Linked DNA regions of Homo sapiens: region 1 is linked to region 2. A link is a loop called in an ENCODE intact Hi-C map of the cell type or tissue named here. Cell type or tissue: ascending aorta. All regions are shown on one strand. Links, peaks and the distances in the headings refer to the core of each region. The heading gives the core; the rest is flanking DNA. Region 1 overlaps DIP2B (disco interacting protein 2 homolog B). Region 2 overlaps ASIC1 (acid sensing ion channel subunit 1).

Evidence for each region. Hi-C counts contacts between places; a loop is a spot of excess contacts. Peaks named below come from ENCODE experiments on the same cell type or tissue, not always from the same donor. Only the 100,000 strongest peaks of a DNase experiment are listed, where the experiment ranks them.
Region 1: a loop joins it to region 2, with 5 times the contacts of the local background. A loop is called at or near these places in 4 of 110 quality-filtered maps.

The regions. Positions count from the first base shown.
Region 1 is chr12:50,634,308-50,643,262 of GRCh38, forward strand. It overlaps DIP2B (disco interacting protein 2 homolog B), which reads left to right. Exons shown (of 38, transcript NM_173602.3): 3 at 6,417-6,545. Among named protein-coding and RNA genes, the nearest start is that of ATF1, 130 kb to the right of the region's middle. RefSeq lists an enhancer at 6,375-6,424. In ascending aorta, for the core only: a CTCF peak has its summit at 3,789 (motif pointing left); no DNase peak of the experiment used is centred there.
Region 2 is chr12:50,069,996-50,078,950 of GRCh38, forward strand. ASIC1 (acid sensing ion channel subunit 1) reads left to right here. Exons shown (of 12, transcript NM_001095.4): 4 at 7,218-7,368; 5 at 8,005-8,132; 6 at 8,426-8,582; 7 at 8,929-8,955. Among named protein-coding and RNA genes, the nearest start is that of SMARCD1, 11 kb to the right of the region's middle. RefSeq lists enhancers at 5,074-5,343, 5,364-5,463, 5,594-5,643. In ascending aorta, for the core only: a CTCF peak has its summit at 5,358 (motif pointing right); a DNase peak (open chromatin) is centred at 5,356.

The DNA.
Region 1 (8,955 bases), core at 2,273-4,772, 560 kb after region 2:
AGGAAAATGGAAGATTTTGTGTAGAAAGGCAATTTCCCTGTGCTGGTCCTGTGGTCTAATCTTTAAGATACTTTGGATACAAGTAACTGATAATTCCAGCTAGCTTTAATAGAAAAAGAGTTCATTCTAAACTTACAGGGGTTACTGACAAATCTAAGGACAGTATGTATTTACTGAGTGCCTACTGTGTTCCAAATACTGTTTCGACACCAAGGAGACAGCATGGGACAAGACACTGCCCAGAACCTACCTGGCTTGCTCCGTCACTCTACTTAGGGGTTTGTTCAATTAGGGAAGTCCTGGAGAGGCCCTCCTTGACCAGCCCTATAAATAGTCCCCACTTCCATTATCTGAGTTGCATTTTAAAAGAGCTGTCTTTGGCCATCCCATAGATTGTGGCCTGTTTGTGTGTCTTATTCACCTACTGGAGGAACATTATTTTTTATTTTTTTTTATTCTTCATGTCCCCAGTTTCTAGCATTAGTGCCTGATATATAGTAGATGTTCTATAAATGTTTGCACAACTAAAAAGAAAGAGCATTTAGAATTTCTGGCATTTTCTTGAGTAAACATCTATGAAGATAAAAGTGTTAGGTAATACAAGAAGCAGGGCACTCTACACATTATAGAGTGGTCTCTTGTAGATTGATCCTGGCAACTTGTTTCCACCCTCAATAGATCTTTTAATATAGACCTACTAAAACCTCAAGAGGCTGTGCAGAGTATATCAATTCTCAAATGATATTCTAGCATTTCTTTAATTTTTAAATGAAGTTGGTACATCTATTTTAAATAGTACTACAAGATTTATAACAACAGAAATGAGCAGAAAGAAAAGGAGAGGCAGGATACTGCTCATTCTGTTTTGTCTTACTGTATTTGAGATTATTTGTGACGTTTGTGTGTTTGATTTTCTTCATCCTGTGACTTACTTCGTCTTTCACTTCATTTTTGAAGTGAATTGTGTTTATCTCCTGCTTCAGAATAAGATCTTACCTTTCACATTTTCTTTCTTGACCTATATGTTTCTGCATTGTTTTTCCCCCAGATTCCTGCCTACTTATTTTTTAGGGATAAATAATAAGTTTATGAAGATAGTTATTAATATTTGTTGATGTTCTTTAGCTTGCCTTGATAAGAAGTTCTGGTCACCCAAAGGTTTTTCCCAAACGTGGCTTCCTTTTGTGATTGCTGCTTGCTGTGCTGAGTGGCAGTCCCCGGTGTTCCAGTTCCTATAAGTACACTGCACTTGGCAGCTGCTTCGTGCTCCTTTCATCGCAGTTCTTCTAGGTTCAGTCCTGCCTTTGAAGTTGTTCAAGGGTGCGAGTGTGACCAAGTTAAAATGAAACAAAGGAAAACCCTTGTGTTTTATTCTCTCTCTCAAGCCTCTAATAATGCCTCCTGGAGTAGTCTGTAACCCTATTTTCCTTAATGTCCTTGTGTAAGTATATGAAGATAATGAGAGGCACACATTTTTGCATACAACTTATATGAATTGGAGATACACAAATAAGCAGGATTTTTAGGTAAACTTTAAATGGCTATCTCAACATTTTTGTGTTTATTTTTTCCGAGCAACTACTATTATTGGTGGAGGTGAGGAGACAGACAAGATCTTAATTATTTATTTTAATTAAAATACTAAATGCTTGCAATATGAAAGACCAAGGACCAGTTACTATAGGAGATACAAGATGCTTAAGACCAGCCTCTGACCTCAAGTTATTTACACTATAGCAGGAGAGATGACAGTTACACAAATGAGGATCATAAAAGAGAGTAGAATAAGTACTGTAAGAGAGCTCTAAACAAAGTAGCGTGGAAATTCAAAGGGACGTGAACTTAAAACCAGTTTTTGAAATCAGGAACAGCATTTTGGAATGCCACAGAACATTTCCAATTGTAAATACTCGGTAGGCAATGTGCCTCTGTGTATGTATGTATGCATAGGGTTTGAGGAGTGGAATCTATTTTGTTTTATGTGTCTCATTTTGATTTAAAAGTTCCTTCCCAAATGAGGCTCATAGCATAATGGAAAGAACATAGAATCTTTTTTCCAATCCCCATTCTGCTTTCATTTGTTTGGTTTGGATGGTATTGGAATCACTATGAATTGGAGCACACATTGCAATTATATCTGCCCCCGTATATCTCATCAGAAGGAAGTCCAGTATTTTCCTCTTGGGGCTTCTTTTTCCTCCTAAATTGTCTGAGAACCCTCAGGGATTATATAGGCAGTGCAAAAGGAGAGGTAGTAGATCCAGCTTTCACACCCAAAGGGGAAAGATCCCCACAGTCTGCTGTTTGCTTTCCATCATCTCACAGGGTGCTGCTGAATAACTGGTCCTCACTGTGTGACCAGCCAGTAATGCTGAGCCTGTTCCCTGCATCGGCTACTCTGATGCATCATGGAGGAGGAGCCAGGTACTCTACTTGGACTCCCGGAGCAGAGCTCCTGGTGTTGGCTCTTTTAGCCTCATGCACTGTCATTTTCCTGATGTCAAGTGGCCAAGGAAGCTCTGGGTCAGGATCTGTTCAGACACCTACCACTTTACAGACCTGGAGCTCCCAACCCGCTCTCCTTACAGAGTCTACCCCTGGAAAACAGGCAGGTGGCCCCTTTTCCAGACTCCAGACACTAGCACTCTCGTTCCTCTCTTGCCTTCTCTAGGCGGTGAGGTTAATCACCGACCCTTCAAAGGAAGACTGTCCTCAATTACTCACAGCTGCTCTAGCCTCTCAATCAAGAGGCTAGATTGATTGAGCCTTCTTGGATGGGGTGGGAGTGAGGGCCCTATAATGATTCAAGGTGATTATTGGTTCCCTCTCACTGTGGAAAAATCTGTAACGGGCATCCTGCTTCATTAATAGTATCTATCACATGGTGCTGTTGTGAAGACATAATGAGATGGTAATAGGCAAGAGCCATGGAAATATTATTATCATTGATATTCTGTCATTTCCTGTAAATCCCTTCAAAGGCTGCCCACTCGGCTTAGGACAAGTGACCTGATGCCACTTTTCTAGTCCAGTCTCATTTTGTAACACTCTACCCTTTTGCTGTATCTTTAGCCTCACTGGTCTTAGACTTGCCAAGGCTTTTCTCCCTCACTGGGCTTCTACAAACACCATGCTTTTGAATAAAGTGGCTTTTCCTTCTCTCTGCCTAGTTAAGTTTTGCATCACTGTCTCCTTTCAGCAGACATTCATCTTCCCTGAAACTCTAATACAAGTTAAATCCTTATTATGTGGGCTGGGAGACCCTTGTTCTTTTCCTCCTTAGCATGTATCACAAGGTCAAAGGTATACATATGGTGACCACTTGTTTAATGTGTTTCTTCTCTGGACACTAGCACCAAGAACAGTAGGCATGTCTGCTCTGTTCACCTCCCAGAAGTTGAACTATTAGGTTCCTTGGTTCTCAGAGCCCATCCTGTTTCACTCTGTTACTCTTGCAGGTGAGAATATCTGTTAAATCATAAGCAGAATTAAAAGATAACATGTGGAGGCTGGTGGCTTCCTTCCATCTTCCTGAGTGGAAATGTGTAGTTTTTTGCTACTAAATACCATTTTTTTCAGATTATCATCCTTACCATATTCAAACAATAGAAACATATTAGACTCTGATGTATTTTTCTGCCAAGGAACAATAACTTACATACATATTGATCATTGAGAAGGAAGGCTTTATGTTTTTGAACCTAAAATGTGTACTTTTTATTGTTACTAAACCTTTTAACATCATCACTATTTAAACATAATGGTGACCTCTAGTGGATATTCTGCATAACAGACTGAAAGATCAGAAACCCCCGAACTGAAGCTCTTGCTTTGTAATAATCAGCAAGTTGTCTTTTTCTTCGGATCTCTGTTTTATTTTGTGCTAGAATTTAGAAGTCATAAAGAAGACTTAATTTGTGAGTCTGGCAGCTTCCATTCCAGCACGTATTTGTATTGTCTTTTAGAATTTGGTTTTATGCGTAATTCATCCTATAAGCAGAACAATGAAATTGTAAAGAAATAGAGTACCTCAATCCAAATACCTTTGGGATTTTTATGTCCCACCTGACCCTTATAATTGTATATAAATAGTTTTTACATACAGTTATAATTATATTGTGTACATAATATTTTGTGTTCTTTTATCACTTGGCATTACTTTATTTGGACTGAAGTATCTGCATAGTCTACATATTTTTCATTTGTAATGGCATATAGTATCTCATTATGTTGATACATGTAGTTAAGTTTCATCTTTGCTTTTAGCTTTTCTTTACCATGGCAGTGAAACTGTGTATATCTTATTCAAAACACAGGAATCTGTATTTTAGCACCCCAGGTAATTTCTGAGATCTAGTTGGAGTGTGAAACCATGGTCAGGGAATGATTCACCTTGAGGCAGCATCTTGCCTGCCCAGCTGACATTACATATGCTGTTAAATAATGTCCTGCTGTCCTCCCATGCCCCCATACTCCTTCCCACCTCTTTTTGATGAGGCCTGAGGTATGGGTTGAGTAGCCCTTATCTGAAATGCTTGGGACTAGAAGTGTTTCAGATTTTTTTTTTTTGGAATATTTACATTATATACCAGTTGACCATCTGAAATCTGAAAATTGGCAATTAGAAATGTTTCAAGGAACATTCCTGTGAGCATTAGACAGGAGCTCAAAAAGTTTCGGATTTGGGTATTTGGGGTGTTCAACCTGTATGTTGTTTTCTGCCCCCATTCGTGATAAATCACTGCCCTTGCAAGTGAGCCAAGGTGGGAATAAGTCTCCACAATTTTTTTTTTTTTTTTTGAGACAGAGTCTTGCTCTGTCACTCAGGCTGGAGTGCAGTGGCACGATCTTGGCTCACTGCAACCTCTGCCTCCAGGTTCAAGTGATTCTCCTGCCTCAGCCTCCCCAAGTAGCTGAGACTACAGGCGTGAATTTGGGCAGGGCTAATTTTGGTGATTATTTTGCTCTATATGGTTGCCAACTGAGGTCATTCAGTGGTTGTCTTCCCCCTCACCTAGTAGATGGGCTGCTCTGGACAGTCCAAGATGGCTCATTCACATGTTTGATGCCTTGACAGGGCAGGTGGATGGCTGGGCTCAGCCGGAACTATTGACTAGAGCCTCAACACATGGCCTTTCCAGCATGCTACCTGCTTTTTTTTTTCTTTTTAAATGATATAACATTGTCATTATGAATCTCAGTTCCTGTAATACTCTGATGCTATCAGTCTTTACTGGGCTGTGTGGCACTGTTGCTTGTACTCCCCAGACCGCTGCTTTGAGTCTTTTTTTTTTTTCCTTAATTTTTTTGCTTTATAGGCTGATTCTCAGCTGGGATCTGGAGCAGTACATTTGCTGTGTAGGTGACATCTTAATATATTAGGCATTTAATTTGCTATGTGTAAGCTGCCTTGCTGGGCATAACCGGGTGCTATTTCAGAAACTTAAGCCTTAAGGAAATCCTGCAATATGTGACAACATGGATGAACCTGGAGGACATTATGCTGAGGAAAATAAAGCAGTCACAGAAGAACAAATACTGCATGATTCCACTTATATGGGACATCTAAGAGAGTCAAGCTCATAAAAGCAGAGAGTAGAATGGTGGTTGCCAGGGCATATAGGGAGCAGGAAATGAGGCATTGCTGTTCTGCAGGTATAAAGTTTCAGTTATGCAAGATTAGTAAGTTCTGCTTTATAACATCGTGCCTTATTAATACTAATAAGATATTAATACTACTGTATTTTACACTCAAAATTTTGTTAACGTACATCTCGTTAAGTTTTTTTATTGTAATTTTTTTTAAGAAACAGATTTGGAATTAATCATTTGAGATAAAAAGGCAGGAAAACATCAGAACTTAGTGTTTTTCTGTTTATTTACCCCATCCCCATATTCTTGATAAGACAGTACATTTTGGGAGGGGAGAGTATGGGGACAGGGTAGGGTCAGTGATGAGTCCAGTTGGAAGAGGGGCTAATAGACTTGACTTGAAGCTGTGCTGCATAATCACCCTGTTTTTGCTTGTATTATGTTTATCTGGAGTGACTGACGGTATGGTAGCTAAGGCTCCCCAAGCTATTCGTTGTCTCACTGTTTAGGATTGGGGATCATATGCAGTCAACTCCCCATCAGTACTGCCTCTCCTTGGAGTCTCTGGAATGGCCTTTTAATTTACATTTGTCTTCTTGCTATTCCTCTCCTATCAACCTGTTGACATTTAAGGCTCTAAGATGATATTTTTTAGTTTGGATGTCTTTGCATCATATTTATGTATTTATATTGAAACTCTAACCCTTTACTGTAGATGGGGTAATAGTACCTAGCTCAGAGTATTGTGAGAATGCTTAAAGTGCTTTAGAAAATGTTAGCTATTACTGTTACTGGATAACCATCTTTTAAACTTCCTTTTTTAGAAACTGATTCAGCAGTACAGAAAGAACTTAGAAACCAGACACCTGCTCCATCTGCAGCTCAAACTTCTGCTCCCTCTAAGTACCACCGAACTCGATCTGGGGGAGCCAGGGATGAACGATATCGATCAGGTGAGGAGAAGCTGCAGAATGGCCAGCTGAATCGTTTTCCTAACAGTAGTATGAACTGTGTATCCTGAGAGCTTCTAATACTTGTCTTTTTTTTCCCTATGAGGCACCAACAGTTTTATATTAACTCATTCACCAATCATTTATTTTGTACCCTACTATGTATCAGGTATAGTAGGTACTCAATAATTTGCTGGAAATGGAACAGCACATAAGACTGTTTCCGGCTGGGCGATGTGGCTCACGCCTGTAACCCCAGCACTTTGGGAGGCTGAGGCGGGCAGATCACTTGAGGTCAGGAGTTTGAGACCAGCCAGGCCAACATGGTGAAACCTCGTCTGTACTAAAAATACAAAAATTAGCTGGGCATGGTGGTGGGCACCTGTAATCCCAGCTACTCAGGAGGCTGAGACAGGAGAATCACTTGAACCTGGGAGGTGGAGGTTGCAGTGAGCTGAGATCCCACCACTGCACTCCAGCCTGGGCAACAGTGAGACTGCATCTCAAAAAAAATAAAGACTGTTTCTGCCCTTAAGGAATGTAACAGTTTAAGAAGAGAACCAGACAAGCATACAAGCACAAAGGCCATGTGAATAAATAAGTAAATAAGAAAGTGAAGGGTTGGGTCTTGTGGGTGGTACTAGGAGACCTCAGTGGATTCTATTGGAAGAGGCAGGCCCTTCTGTGTTTGCCAGAGTTGTTGCATAACTAGTCTCTCTTAATTGATGGAGCTGAAAGAAAACTCACAATGAAATTTCAAATTAGTTATTTCTTCTAACCCAAGAAGTACCCACAGGAAGGGAAGGAGCAAGGTGTGCCTGCATGGCAGCGGGAGCATGCTCCTGCTTGTACTGTGCTTGGGACCACCTGGCGGCCAGTACCAGGTGTGTGGCTTTGATAAGCAGAGGAACGACTGGTAGATCCCTAGAGCACGTGTGGTGCAGCAGGCCCTTCCCATGCCCACTTCCTGTCCGCTGCACCAAGAGTAGTCTCTGCAGCACATTTCTTGTTTTAAGAAGTGGCAGAATTAAGCAAAAAGACTAATGGGGATATTATTTATTTTCTTCAGATTTTTGTCTTCTTTGTACTGACCAAGGTTGCCTTAACATTTTCTTGAACTGAAAAACACAGTCTATATCACATCCTCTCAAAAACTGCTTTAGAGAAAATGAGAAAAGGACACAGTTGAAGAGCTACATCAGCTATTTTGTGAGCTGATTTTACTAGATACATATTTTCACACACAGAAGGAGAAAAGGATGAGAAATGTTCAGTCGGGAAAAAAAAAATAGAGGTTGTAATTTTATACCTAAACTGGTCTTGAGTGATAGGAGAGGCTTGCTCAGAGAACAAAGACATCCAAGCTGAGTCATGGCAGACAAACAAGAGTTAGCCAGGGAAATAGTGTTCAGAACTTAGAATGCAAGGGTCAGAAAGAGGTGGGAGATGAGGCTAGAAAGATTACCAGAGACCAGATCTTGTGGGATCTTGAATGTCACTGAAGGATTTTCAGCAGAGCAGTAACATCATCAGATTTGTATTTGTTCCAGTAGCTCACTCCAGCTGTAGACTGCAGTGCCTGGCACAGGGCCTTCCATATATAAGAGCTAAACAGATATTTTGCAGAAAGAAGGGAATAGAAGTATTTACTAGTAGGCCAGGGTGGTGGCTCACACCTGTAATCCTAGCACTTTGGGAGGCCAAGGTAGGTGGATCACTTGAGGTCAGGAGTTCGAGACCATCCTGGCTAACACAGTGAAACCCCATCTCTATTAAAAATACAAAAAAATTTAGCTGGATGTGGTGGCAGGCGCCTGTAGTCCCAGCTCCTCGGGAGGCTGAGGCAGGAGAATGGCGTGAACCTGGGAGGCAGAGCTTGCAGTGAGCCGAGATCGTGCCACTGCACTCCAGCCTGGGCGACTGAGCGAGACTCTGTCTCAAAAAAAAACAACAACACATCGTGGTTACTAGTTAAGGAATGGATCAGAGAAAGGGAGGGCTGGAAGTAGCAAAGCATTCAGGTGCACCCCTTTGTTGCCAATCACCTGAGCCTCATTTTCCAGCCACCTAGTGTTGCCTTTTCAGGCTGGAGCCCAGGTTCAGCAGCAGCATGTTCCAACCTGTCCAGAAGGGTTTTTAGCCGTCACAGCTTTCATCCCTGGCCTTCTGGGAGTTTCTGTGTGTGTGTGTGTGTGAGTGTGTGTGTGCGTTTTGTTTTTTTAACCTTCCTTTTTCTTTGTTTTTATAGCATGTAATAAAGGATTATTAAGGATCCAAAAAGGTGATTTTCAATATTCTATATCCAAGCCAATCAAATGTAAAAAAGTTTTTTGTGAGCTCATTTAGTACTATAAAATTTTGAGCTTCACCTGTTAAAACCCAGCTGTGATCTGTAGTCCCTGCTGTTTTGCAC
Region 2 (8,955 bases), core at 4,372-6,871:
TGGGTTGTGTGAGGATCCCATGAGATAACAATTGAAAACCATGAAGCATTACACAGACATGAGGGGTGGCTGGAATGAAGAAAGGGATATAGAAAAAGTCAGAAACCACTCAGCACACACTGCTAAAGAGAAGGTCTGGGTGGGGGGCGCTGTATGCTTGGACAGAGGGTTCAGGACTGAGTGCAGCTCTGTGTGTGTGTCTGCTTGGGCACCTCTCCAGGGGCCCTCTGTGTATGCCCTTTGACACTTTCCTCATCCCCCAATTACTTGAACAAGATGAAGATGGGAAAGAATGTTAGAAGAATAAGCATTTGTTTGAACAAGCATACAGGCGATGGAGGAGAGAGGACATGCAGTTGGGTGTGTGTGTGTGTTGGGGTGTGTGCGTGTTGGGGTGTGTGTGTGTTGGGGCGTGTGTGTGTGTGTTGGGGTGTGTGTGTCGCCCCACACCAGGGCTGCGTGTCTGTGTGGTAATGTGCAAGTGTGCAGTGTGGTCTTGGTTGCTGTGGGGGAAGAGGTATTCAGTTGCACCCAACTTACTGTCCTTTGGCACTGTCTGTGCGTGCACACCCTTGTCTTTGCTGGGGCTCCCAAGCTGGAAGCTCCCGCTGCCTTAGCTGCTTCCTTCTGGAAATCAATCTACTTCCCCTTCCAAAACATCTGAAGGAGGGGGACAGTGCCCTCTAGTGGGAACGCATGGGCAGCTGCAGCTTCCTCAGCCCAAGCCTCAGCCCCACTCCACCCAAGTCTGGAAGTCCTCTCTGAAGCACTTCCTGGGGAATGCAAAGGAGGAGGCCCCTGCCCTCTGAGAGCTCAAGATCTGGCAGGCAGGAAAAAGATACACACAGGACAGGACACACAGGTTCATGCAGGAGAAGCCTGAGGACAGCAGCTGAAGGTGGGGGAGTCTCTCCTCATCTCTGCAATGACTTATCTCTGGTTGCCCTGGGTGTTCCTGGCCTTCCTTGCTTCCTGTTCCTGCACATGGTCTCTTGGTCCTGCTCTTTTGCTCTCGGTCATTACTCATAGCTGTAGGGCCTTGAGCAGAACTGGACCCTTTAGTCTATTCCCTGGGTGGGCACTAACAGCACCCTGTGGAGTCGGGAGGATTCTTGGAGGAGGTAACATGTGAGTAGGATCTTGAAAAATGAGTAGGAATTCTCCAGATGGAGTCCAGGGAAGGCACAGGACTGTGGATGAGCCTCGTGTGTCTGGGGACAGGTGGTGGTGGCTGGATGCTGGCCTGAGGTGGAGGGTACATTGCTTTCAGCTTTTTTTTTTTTTTTTTTGAGACGGAGTCTTGCTCTGTCCCCCAGGCTGGAGTGCAGTGGCTCAGTCTCGGCTCACTGCAAGCTCCACCTCCTGGGTTCACACCATTCTCCTGCCTCAGCCTCCCGAGTAGCTGGGACCACAGGCGCCTGCCAGCACACCTGGCTAAATTTTTTTGGTTTTTTTTTTTTGTATTTTTAGTAGAGACAGGGTTTCACTGTGTTAGCCAGGATGGTCTCGATCTCCTGACCTCTTGATCTGTCCACCTCGACCTCCCAAAGTGCTGGGATTACAGGCGTGAGCCACCACGCCTGGCTGCTTTCAGCTTTGTGGGGCTACAAGAGAGGACTAAATTTTGCCAGGAGGCAGTGGGGAGTGAGAGAAGGTCTTTACTTTTTTGAGATGGAGCCTTGTTCTGTCGCCCAGGCTGGAGTGCAGTGGTGCGATCTCGGCTCACTGCAACCTCCGCCTCCCGGGTTCAAGCGATTCTTCTGCCTCAACCTCCCAAGCAGCTGGAACTACAGGTGCGTGCCACCATACCTGGCTAGAGAAGGTCTTTAAGCAGAAGAATGGTCAGAGTCACACAACTCGAACTAAAGGTGGGGAGAAACTGCAGGGAGGCAGGGAGACCAGTTGAGAGGCTGTTGTTTAGGCAAAAGAGGAGGGCAGTGGCAGAAAGAGGAGGACAGTGGCTGTTGTTTAGGCCAGTCTGAGGGCAGTGGCAGAAGGATGGAGAGGGGCTAGAGCTCAAGACTCTGCTTCTGAGGCCTCTTTGTCCCTGGCAGCAAAGCTGAGGCCAAAGGTTCCACATCACTCAGTTCTGCTAGAACCTGACACCCTGCCTCACATCCCCAACACACTCTAGGGTCTCTGCAAATGGAGAAGGGAAGATGGTGGGAGCAGGGAGGGAGAAGAGAGGAGGAGGAAGGGGAACATGGCCTGGGGCTAGGGGATGCTTAAGGAATGGGGAGGCCCAAGCAGACCCACCTAGCCCCGGTCTAGCCCCACTGCTCCTCCTCTGGCCCTGCAGAGAAAGCATTAATCTGCTATACCTCCCTCCCCCGCTTCCCCTCCTCCCCTCGGGTCACCTTCTTGGCCCTGGAGACTTGGCTGATGGCTCAAGTTCCTCAACCAGTGGCCCTGAGTAATCAGAACACACAGAGGGGCCAGGGGCCTGGGGGCAGGGAATGGTAAATTAGCGGTAGGGGAGCCTCAGAGACTGAGGCCGGGAGTCTGCAAGGCTGAGGGTTTTGGTGGGAACCCCAAGTTGGTTCCCAATACTCTCTACCTGACCCAGGTCCCCCTGCCCCACCCCCAGCACTGATCTCAATTTCTTCCACCCACCAGAGAATTCCTCGAACAAACTAAACTGTTCGGGGGGCGGGGGGCAGGCCAAAAAGGGTAGTGGTGATCTGCCAGGAAGCTTTCCCACTGCAGGAGACAGGGTCCCTCCCCCTAGTGCCGGGAACTGGTCAGAAATGAGTCTGTGGTCAGTGAGAGACTGCTGCTAATGGAACCTGGGCTGGCCCACAAGCCACAGGAGGGGTAGGGGAGAGGAAAGGAACCAAAATACATCTCAGCATAGGTGGGTAGGACGAGGGCTGGTAATGCTGTCCTGAAATAGAGCTGGGGCCAGGGAGGGAGGGGAAGAGAAACAGGGTCGGGGACTGGAATTGGAGGTCTGAGAGAGTACCTGGTGGTGGGGCACGGAGGGGCTCAGGTATCCCAGAGGAATAACTGGACGAGGGAGAATAAGGGAGAGGACCCAGAATTGGGATGGGGACACTGAGGGATATGCTGAGGAACAGATTGGAGGATGACAGAGAGCATGAGTGTGTGTTGTGTGTGTCCTGGGGGGGTAGGGACTGTGGTCGCTGTGATCATCATGGCAGTGGGTGCAAAGGATGGTGCTAGGTCCCGTCTCACCTGGGAGGGGTGGGTTCCAGGAATCCCAGCCCTAGGCTTTTCCAGGGTTTCCACTCTGTCCTAAACCCTCTCTGTGCTGCCGGAGCTGGTGACAGGAAAGGGGCTCCAGCCCCCTGCTCTCCATCAGCCTCCCTTTCCCACTGCCATCAATTATTCATCAGCCCAGACACCCGCCCTCCCTGGCAGGGCAGGCTGGTCCTCCTCCCATGCCCCGCCCCAGCCACACTGCCACAGAGGCCCTGGTGAGGAAGGACGGCCAGCTGGGCTGAGATACCTGGCTGACGGGCTGGGTGGCTGGCTCTGCCGGACTCTGCCTGGAGTCACATCGCCTTCCCCTCTGGCACCTTCCCCCTTCCTCCTGCAAATCCCTGGCACCAGGAAGCCCCTGGAGAAAATGCCCATCCAGATCTTCTGCTCCATGTCATTCTCCTCTGGAGAGGAAGCCCCAGGGCCCTTGGGAGATATTTGGGGTCCCCACCACCATCAGCAGCAGCAGGACATCTCAGAATCGGAAGAGGAGGAAGAAGAGAAGGAAAAGGAGGCAGTGAGGAAGGAGGCCAGTGAGGGGCATTCACCCATGGACTTGGTGGCCTTTGCCAACAGCTGCACCCTCCATGGCACCAACCACATTTTTGTGGAGGGGGGTCCAGGGCCAAGGCAGGTGCTGTGGGCGGTGGCCTTTGTCCTGGCACTGGGTGCCTTCCTGTGCCAGGTAGGGGACCGCGTTGCTTATTACCTCAGCTACCCACACGTGACCCTTCTAAACGAAGTGGCCACCACGGAGCTGGCCTTCCCGGCAGTCACCCTCTGCAACACTAATGCTGTGCGGCTGTCCCAGCTCAGCTACCCTGACTTGCTTTATTTGGCCCCCATGCTGGGACTGGATGAAAGTGATGACCCCGGGGTGCCCCTCGCTCCACCGGGCCCTGAGGCCTTCTCTGGGGAGCCCTTTAACCTGCACCGCTTCTACAATCGCTCCTGCCACCGGCTGGAGGACATGCTGCTCTATTGCTCCTACCAAGGGGGACCCTGCGGCCCTCACAACTTCTCAGTGGTGAGTGGAGCCCCATGCCTGCCACAGTACCCCAAGAGTGTCTGCCATGGCTGTCCCTGACTGTCACCTCCTGGGGTTGGGGCTGGGGCTGGGGCTGGGGCTGATGACTGTGCTGCCCCCTACCTCATCTGGCTGACACAGGCCAGAGCTCACCCAGGAGTCCGGGGCCTGGAGCTGGGCTGGTATTCCCAGGTCCACACCAGTGCTGCTTTTCCTGTTAGAATCTTGAAACACGTCTGTCTTAGTTGGTATTTTGCTGCTGCCTCCCAACATGTCCTCCAGCTTTACCTGCCCTTCTCAAGACTTCCTCATGGTCCAGCAGGGCCCGGGACCTTGCTCCATCTGTGAGGTCAACCTTTGATCTGTTGGTGGACGCCAGTGCCTGGCCAGTTGTTCACTATTTTGACTAGCACCCATGGACTGAAGCTGGGGTGGGTGCTGCCTGGTCTCTGGTGGTACAAGAGAAGGGAGTGAAAGGGTGACAGTAGAGGGGTGGGGATATCCCCCAACCCCACCCCACCATGGCCCTTGTCAGCATCTCCTGCAGCAGGGACTTCATTGCATCTTCACTTGGTCTTCCTGTGCCCTCCTATGGACGCCCCACCCCCACCAGCTCTGTGTGTGTGTGTGTGTGTGTGTGTGTGTGTGTGTGTGTGTGTGTGTCTGAGGGTAAATAACAGGTCTCTAAATCATATCCCTCTCCCCAGCTTTAAGTGGCCAGGGACCCTCTTCCTAGGGGAAGCTCTCACTGGGAACTGTCCTTCTGCTTGGCCCCCCACCCAGGGGTCCAGGGCTTTCCCTGCTGGGGGGCCACCTGGTACCCCACTGTCTCTCCTAAGTTCATCTTCCAGGTCTGTCTGGCCTGACTGCTCTCCTGCCCCACCAGCTCCCAGATGCCAGGCCTTCCCTGCCCCACACACCCATCCCTCAGTCCTCCACCCCCTCCCTAGCGTAGGGGCAGGGGGTGTCATCATACCCGTGCATCATGGGATGACTGCAGGCATACAGGGGCCTGGGGGTTTGGGCCACTGGGCCTCAGGCCAGGAGCCATAGGAATGTGTCTACCTCTGGGCCCGAGAGTAGAGCAGACAGTTCTCACCCAGGCCCACCAGGTGGCAGCAGCAATCCACTGTACAGCAGCCCTGTCCTCTGAACCGGCGCAAGACAGGGCTGCTAGCCGGCCTCAGACACCTCTAATCCCATACAACTCCGGATGGAGTGTAGGCATGGGCATATGTCCAGCCTGGAGCCTGTGGCTGGGTGCCGCAAGACCTGGTCATGGGGCTGGGGACTAGGAGCCCTTGGAGTTCTCTCTTTGCCTCATCTCTGGACCTCACCCACAAAGTGGGGAGAGCAGTATGTCTCCTCTTCTGGAGGTCAATGGAGGAGGCTGTTCTAGGAAGGGGGAAGGGGGCAAAGACCGTATTCCCTAGTAACCTACTGCCATTGCTGCTCCAGTCTGGCCTGAAACTCTTTTGTCTCTCCCCTGCTCTGGGCTGTATTGACTCACCTTATGACCTGTTTTGTGGACTTTGTCACCATCCAGCAGTAGTAAAAGCACAGCCACCCCAACTTGGGGACATTCAAGGAGGCTGTGGGGAAAAGGCCAAGGATAACTGGTTTACTTTTCTCTTTGCAGCTTTTTAATCAGCACTGTGACCAGGGCTGCACTGGGGCATGGAGTGGGGAGAAGACTGGGGAGACAGCCCCTGGGGCTGAGATATCTTCTGAGGCCCTCCTAGTTTTGCAAAAGCATTAACGCACACACCATGCCCTGGGGGCTCAGTCCCAAGTGCTGGAAGAAGAGGTGCTGGTGCTTGGTTGAGTGTGGTCCTTGGCATGGCAACTGGGTCTACTTTCAGGTTCTGCTGATAATGGGATAATGGAATAATGATGGACCCAAGGGGCTAGGGGCTGAATGAAACCAAAAAACTGAGTTTGGCTGGGCACGGTGGCTCATGCCTGTAATCCCAACACTTTGGGAGGCTGAGGCAGGTGGATCACCTGAGGTCAGGAGTTTGAGACCAGCCTGGCCAACAGGGTGAAACCCCATCTCTACTAAAAATACAAAAATTAGCCGGGTGTGATGTTGTGCACTTGTAATCCCAGCTACTTGGGAGGCTGAGGCAGGAGAATCACTTGAGCCCAGGAGGCGGAAGTTGCAGTGAGCTGAGATCGCACCACTGCACTCCAGCCTGGGCAACAGAGCAAGACTCCATCCCAAAAAAAAAAAACTGAGTTTGGGTCTTGGGGAAAGCAGAATTTCAGATTCCCAGAGTGAAATCTAGGAGAAGAGAAGATATGTCTTGGAGGGCCTCAGGAGCTTGGGCCTGAGGAAAGTGTCCCAAGGAGGGGCCGTGTTAGGATCCTGGTGATGAAAATGTATATGTCAGGGTCCTGGCAGGAAAAAGACAGCTACTTGATGATTTAATTGAAGACTTTAACAAAGGGACTGCTGACAGAGCTGGGGGCAGGGTTAAGGAAACCAATAAGGGGGACTGAGGCAGTGAGCAGTACTAGGAAATCGTTATCACTTCTAGGCTGAAGAAGCACAAAAGAAGACAGTGCTCTGTAGGGAGCCCTGGCAGGATCTGTAATCATGGAGGGCCTAAGGCACTACTAGAGCTACAGAGGGGCGAGGGCTGGGGAAGGATTCATACCCCAATCTTTCCTCCTGCCTTCTGAGCCATTACCAATACCTCCCAACTGTCAACCCCAACTAGAAGCCCATGCAGGTGGCAAAGGAGCTCAGGCGATGCACCCTACCAGGAACAGTTTTCCAGGGCACACAGAGGGCAAGAAAGGGTGAGAAACAGGTGGGAGAGGGGAGCAAATGGAGAATGGGCTGCACGGGAGGAACCATTCCCAAAGGGTGTTGAGATTCCAACAGCTGGGGTGGCTAGGAACAGCCCTTGGTGAGTAGAGGGTGCTGGCAGGACTCTTAGGCTCTCCACTCTGCCCTCGCCAGGTCTTCACACGCTATGGAAAGTGCTACACGTTCAACTCGGGCCGAGATGGGCGGCCGCGGCTGAAGACCATGAAGGGTGGGACGGGCAATGGGCTGGAAATCATGCTGGACATCCAGCAGGACGAGTACCTGCCTGTGTGGGGGGAGACTGGTACGTCACCCACTTCAGGGGCCCCTCTGCATGGCTCTAGGCCCCAGCCTCTGCCAGGGGATTCCTGGGCTTCACTGTGAGACCTGGGCAGGGCCCGGGCTTTCCCCTCTCCCTCCAGCATCTCACCATCTCTATCACTGACTCTACCTGACTTCCACACTCACATCTCTCTGGCTCCCACTTCCTGGTTCAGTTACTCTCCAAGGTAACCAGCCATCCTCTTCCATCAACGCCGCCGCCACTCTATAAATAACTCCCTCTCTTCTCGGGCTGCCTGCCTGTCTGGTCTCGGGGGGCCTTGGGGCAGAGAGAGATGGGGGAAAAGGGAAAAAGGGAGTGGGAGAAATGGAGAGCATCTGAAACAGTGACACTCTGGGAGAAAGTATTTGAAACATCAAGATGCAGAGCAGAAGCCAGGTAAGAAAAGAAGTGTGTAGGATACAGGGGTCATCGGAGCAGCTCAGAGCTGGTAAACCCAGAAGGAGGCTAGGGGGTGGGCTAGGACCCTATAGACTTCCCCCACCCCAGCCCCAGTGCACCCTATGCTTATTTCCAGGAGAGGTAGGATGCCCCCAGGTCTGAGGGGTGTTAGGGAGTCAGGAGCCCTCCCAACCCACACACTCCTCATTCCCCTAGACGAGACGTCCTTCGAAGCAGGCATCAAAGTGCAGATCCATAGTCAGGATGAACCTCCTTTCATCGACCAGCTGGGCTTTGGCGTGGCCCCAGGCTTCCAGACCTTTGTGGCCTGCCAGGAGCAGCGGGTGAGAGGGCCATGGGAGGCTGGTCCTGGGGTGGGGTATTGAGGGGTCCAGATGGAGTGGTGGGCAATCAGTAATGGGAAGGACAGGTGAGCAAGGACCTGGGTGGTAATCTGGCTAGTCAGAAGCATGAGTGATCGAATGAACAAGAATGCTCTGTAAACTCTGAGACCTTTGGAGGCTGCAGAGGGAGAGGGGAGCAGAACTCCAGAGATCTGCATCTTGTCAGAGGAGTCCATCAAGCTGATTTGGGGAGAAGTCCCCGCACTCCCCCAGCTCCCCGGCTCTCCCAGCAGCTCATCTACCTGCCCCCACCCTGGGGCACCTGCAAAGCTGTTACCATGGACTCGGATTTGGATTTCTTCGACTCCTACAGCATCACTGCCTGCCGCATCGACTGTGAGACGCGCTACCTGGTGGAGAACTGCAACTGCCGCATGGTGCACATGCCAGGTCAGGCCTGGGGCTCCGAGCATACTCCTGGGGTCCCTGGGCCTTTGCTGCCCTTCACTAGCTCCCCATCCATATCAATCTCCCAACCCCAGTTCCAGCCCACCCCATCCCACACCCACCTGGCTCATGTCTCTCTGACCTCAGTTCCCGCCTGCACCCCCAGGGATGGGTGGGAAGGGTCTAGAAGGTATGGACCTGGAGTGGGTCACTTCTGGGGCAGCATGGGGGCCTGCCAGTCCTCCCTTCCCATCTTCTCCCAGCTTACACCTTCTAGGCCTTTGGTACTACCACCATCACCAGACCCCTTGAATTCCCATCCTGCATCATTGTCTTTTCTCCTCTGTAGGGGATGCCCCATACTGTACTCCAGAGC